Regions from separate parts of the Homo sapiens genome. Here region 1 is linked to region 2. A link is a loop called in an ENCODE intact Hi-C map of the cell type or tissue named here. Cell type or tissue: PC-9. All regions are shown on one strand.

Region 1 (2,500 bases), 85 kb before region 2:
GGGGCATTGGGGATACCTGAGGATGCCTCCCTGCTCTTACTTTGTGGTCACCAAGAGATCAGGGTTACCACAACCCTATAACGTAGAGAATCCCTGTCCCCTTCCATGCCACTTCACTCCTTAGGGAAGCAAACGCCCTCCCAGGAGCTCATTCCCATTCCTGGGCCACAATCAAAGGGAAAACCTGATCCAGACATGAATTTCCTTGGGCCTCTGCATTTCCAGACATCCTGTCATTGTATGCATGGGGCTGACTGTCTCATCTCAGCTTCAGAAGCGCAGGCAGAGTTGTGGACACCCTGCTGAGCAAATGCCCACCGGAGTCAGGGGTTCAGCTTTCCTGCACCACAGCTGCAGGTGGGGGCTGGGGAGGGGGGCATAGGGGGTCCTAGGGAGTAGTTTTTGTATGAGCCTGTGTCACAGCGCTTGATGTTTAGCAGAGAGACCCAGCTGACCGTCCTAAAGAAAGGTGCAACCGAAACTCACTTCACGGGGCCTTTATAACTGAATGAGACAACATACTTAGGTATCTGGTCCTTGATATCTGAGAGATGCTGAGTAAATGAAAATGATCCTTTCTCCCTCTCTGATACTTAACGCGGCCCCTTACATTAGGCTGCTGGTTCTGGAGAGTCGCAGGGAAGCAGGATGGCTCACGCTGCTTTCTCCACAAGCTCTGGCACCCGGTAAGAACCAGCACAGCATGCATGGAGCACACACCATACACTAGGCTTGGTGCTAAGAGCTTTACATGCTTGATCTCATTTAACTGCCCTCAGAAGTCAGGGGATGATCCCCATTTCAGAGAACACTGAGGTTCATAAATGTCAAATAACCTGCCTGGAGGAATCAGGTCTGAGAACAAGGTCTGTGCTCATGACCACTGGGTGGAACCCTTCTCAACATGGTACCCGTGGTCCCAGAGTCACAGGCCTTCTTAAGATGTGAAATTTGGTTAGAGATCAATTTCCTATCTCTGGAATCATCATATCCCCTCTCAATTCTTGTGTTTACAGGCAAGGGCGTGTCAACATAGAGACTTAGGAGGACAAAGTGAACTTCCTGAGTCCCAACAGGCAGGAGTCCTGCCAAAGCCACAATGTATGTGTCACCTTGGAAGATGACGCACCAGGAAGAATGCGGAGGAGGGAGGAGGAAAAACTGCTGATGAGGCTGACTTGCTCTTTGGGGCCTGTCATATCAGCAAAGCCAGCTCTTTTGAGATGGAAGAACAAAGATGTTTCTCCTCTGTGAGGAGGTGACAGTGGTGTTCTGGGTGAAGGAGAGCAGCTTTGTCCTGGAAGGAATCTGACTTGGATGGAGGCCCAGTTGTCCAGCAGGTGCCTGCTCCCTTTCTGCTCTGGCTTCCAAAGGGCTCTCTGCAGAGCTCCTTCCCGGAGCTGCTGGCAGGAGGTCCTTTGCTGGGGGCAATCCATGGGGACGTCTGGAGCAGTGGGAGCCTATCTTGGGACCTGGATGGGAGCTGCTCCACCTCAGCACCCGGGTTATGAGGCACAGGGCTGGGCACCACGAGGGCATGGGTGAAAGTGGCCTGGATTTGGATTTCAGAAGAACTGGGCTTGAGTCCTAGTTCTGCCATAAACCATGTGACTCTTAGGCAGTCACTTTATGTTTTTATTTCAGTGGCATTAAAACTGTCATTACCTACAATATGGGAATTGTAAGGAACTACTGAGAAAACAAATCTCAAAATGTTCTGTGCAGACTCTCAAATATTGTGCAAATATTAAACTGTTGTAAAATCCAGTCTCTGCCTTTGAGATTTTAAAATCTGGTGAGCAGGTAAATGCAAGTACACATAACAGGAGAACAATCTCCATTTAGTGCTGGGTGATGGGAACAGAGAGCAAATGCTTTGAGTTTGGGGTAGTGGGCTGGGGTGATGAGGGAAGGCAGGAACACGGGAAAGGCGGACCTTGAATTTTTTTTATTTTTTTGAGAGGGAGTCTCGCTCTGCCGCCCAGGCTGGAGTGCAGTGGCATGATCTCAGCTCACTGCAACCTCTGCCTCCCGGGTTCCAGCAATTCTCTGCCTCAGCCTCCCGAGCAGCTGAAATTACATGTGCCCGCCACCATGCCCAGCTAATTTTTCTATTTTTAGTAGAGATGGGGTTTCACCATCTTGGCCAGGTGGTCTTGAACTCCTGACCTCGTGATCTACCCTCCTCGGCCTCCCAAAGTGCTAGGATTACAGGTGTGAGTTACCACGCCCGGCCTTGAATGGGTTTTTAAAGATGAGAAGACAAGCTGGGTCACGGGGCGCTCCCACAGGGGAAGCATGAGCCAAGGTGCGGCAGCCGCTCTACGCACGACCTGCTTTAGCCATCGGGTGCGACAGAGGCTGCACACCGGTGACAAATTAGAGAAATCCAATCTGCACATATGTTTTATTTGCACCACACAGTGTTTGTTTAATATCATCTGGCCACTTAGGGAGATTTAAAATGAAAAATCCAGATTTCCCATTCTTTTTTTTTTTT
Region 2 (2,500 bases):
GACTACCAGGTTTTTCTAAGACACCCTTTGGCCCCTCTGGTGACATCATAAGTGGCTGGACTTTGACCTGATCATTAGGTTTTAGAAACATAACGATAAAATCAGATATATTTTACCCAAGAGGACTTGAAAAGTTTGAGAACCTGTCCTCTTTCTTCAGGGAAAATTTTCATCAGGGTCTCTGGTCGGCCCCAAATGAAATAATTTCTTGGTTTTCAGACCAATCTTTAGGCCACACCAATTGGCCTCATAAATTTCCATCTCAAAAGACAAGGAGAAAGAGACCTGAATAACCAGAAGATCAGAGGAAGTCTTAGCTCTGTCATTATCTTGTGTAAACGTGGGCAACCCATGGGGTTAATCATCATCTTCACTCTACTTACCTCACTAGATCATTGAGGATTCAATCAGATAAGTGATATGACAGTCCTTCAATAGGTTTCAGTTGCAAAGAAGAACAAGAGCTAAACCTGAGGGTTTAATGTGTGCCAGGCTCTGTTCTGAGACTGTCTGTGTGTGTCCTCAAAACAAGAAATCTGGCCCTCCACCTATTTTTGCAAATAAAGTCAGCCACATCCATTCATTCATCCATTTTCCTTGGATGTTTTTGTGTTACAACAGCAGAGTGGAATAGTTGTGACAGAGATTGCATAGCAGCAAAGCTAGAAATATTTAGAATCTGGCCCTTTACAGAAAAAGTTTGTCAACTATTTTGTTGTTGTTTTGTTGTTGTTGGGTTTGGGATTTTTGTTGTTGTTGTTTTTGTTTTTTGGGGTTTTTGTTGTTGTTGTTGTTGTTTGAAACAGGGTCTCACTCTGTCCCCCAGGCTGGAAGGCAGTAATGCAATCATGGCTCACTGTAGCCTTCACCTTCCCAGATCAAGCGATCCTCCCACCTCAGCCTTCCAAGTAGCTAGGACTACAGGTGCACACCACCACGCCCAGCTAGTTTTTAATTTTTCTGTAGAGATAAGATCTTGCTATGTTGCCCAGGCTGGTCTTGAACTCCTGAGCTCAAGCAATTCTCTCACTTCTGCCTCCCAAAATGCCTGGATTACAGGTGTGAGTCACTGTGCCTAGCTGAAACTTAGAATTTTAGTCCTGGAAGAGCCTTTGAGATTCCTTATCTGACCAGCTCCACATTATAGAGGAGACTCTCAGAGACTCAGAGATTAATGAATTGCCCAATGTCACAAAGCTGGAACAAGCCAAATCCTGTGGCTCCTTGTGCAGTTCCCACTCCCTGCCCTTTGGAATGCTTCTTTCTGAATCTAAGGGAGCTGATCCCATGGAGCTGGCTCTGCCAGTAGTCCTGGTAGGTGTGATCAAACTCTCTTCCAAAACAAGAGTCTCTCACTGGGCTGTGTACCTGGGGCCTCACTTCTCTGTGTAATTTCTGCTGCCAATATCCAAAGAGTGGGGAATTCCCCTTCGAAGCTCAGCCCCTGAGCTTCACAGCTTTCCTACCATCACATCTCCGCACAGACAGCTGTGAGTGAAACGTGGCAAACCCTGGTGCCACATAAAAAGGGAATCCTGGGCCACCAACCAGCCCACAGTTACGTAAGGTACAGTTTCATGGTTTCATGTTACTCAGATGAGTTGCCTTGGCTTGCCTCAAGCATGACTCAGGCTTCCGGGGACCTCCCAGCCCAGATCCCTATGTAAGCTGACTCTTCTTGTAATTTCAATCCTGGAGTCCTTGCTCCTTCCCTCTGATTGTCCCTTGCTTCTATCCTCAAGCCAACACACAAACTGTTTTTCTCTCTGGGCCTCATTCAGTTTTCAGGAACAGAGTCTGTTTCCAGAGTTTCTGAATCTTCACCTGTTTCAGGTCATAACCACTCCTTTCAAAGCCCCCTAAACCCCAGGAATGCCCAAAACCAGTCTCTCCTCTATCCAGTATGTTTTCAGACTTTATGAGCTCTGATTTTCTCCTACTTTTCTTGTGGGTGACAACCCAAACCCTCTCTGTCTCAGGTATATCAACCCAGGTCAATACAAGTTGTTCCTTCTTCCAGAAGCTTCTCTGCTGCCCACTCTTCCTGTGGCACAAAGCGACTGGGATAAAGGCAGATGGAGGGGCAAAGGGCAAGTGAGATGTCAGCAGTGGAGAGCCTCTGACCCCTGTGATATGTTCCTTGGGCCAGCGCATTTGAGAACTAATATTCTGGTTATGGATTTATGGACCAATGATAGGCTTTGAACCAACTTTGTATTTTATTGAAGGACTCTAAGGGTGATTTATTTAAAGGCTATTCCCTTACTACAAGAGATTAAGGGTGCCCAGGAGACCCGATGAGCATGAGACTCACTGTCAAGAATCTGGTTGGGATCCTTGAATCCTAGAATCACCACCACCCAAAGCCAAGAAGAAAATGAGTTCCTAAAGGGAGTATCAGTTAAGCAGTTATGTAAATAGCATTTCAGAGAAAACTTACCGGCCACCACACCATACTTCGGCCTGCCAGGAAGAAGCCTCCAACAGTCCCACGATTGGT

Evidence for each region. Peaks named below come from ENCODE experiments on the same cell type or tissue, not always from the same donor. Only the 100,000 strongest peaks of a DNase experiment are listed, where the experiment ranks them.
Region 1: a loop joins it to region 2, with 9 times the contacts of the local background. A loop is called at or near these places in 1 of 110 quality-filtered maps.

The regions. Positions count from the first base shown.
Region 1 is chr22:32,134,772-32,137,271 of GRCh38, reverse strand. No RefSeq gene overlaps it. Among named protein-coding and RNA genes, the nearest start is that of C22orf42, 23 kb to the left of the region's middle. In PC-9, no CTCF peak of the experiment used is centred here; a DNase peak (open chromatin) is centred at 1,091.
Region 2 is chr22:32,049,955-32,052,454 of GRCh38, reverse strand. It overlaps SLC5A1 (solute carrier family 5 member 1), which reads right to left. Exons shown (of 15, transcript NM_000343.4): 2 at 2,441-2,500. Among named protein-coding and RNA genes, the nearest start is that of SLC5A1, 7.9 kb to the right of the region's middle. In PC-9, no CTCF peak of the experiment used is centred here; a DNase peak (open chromatin) is centred at 1,504; H3K27ac peaks cover 1,977 bases.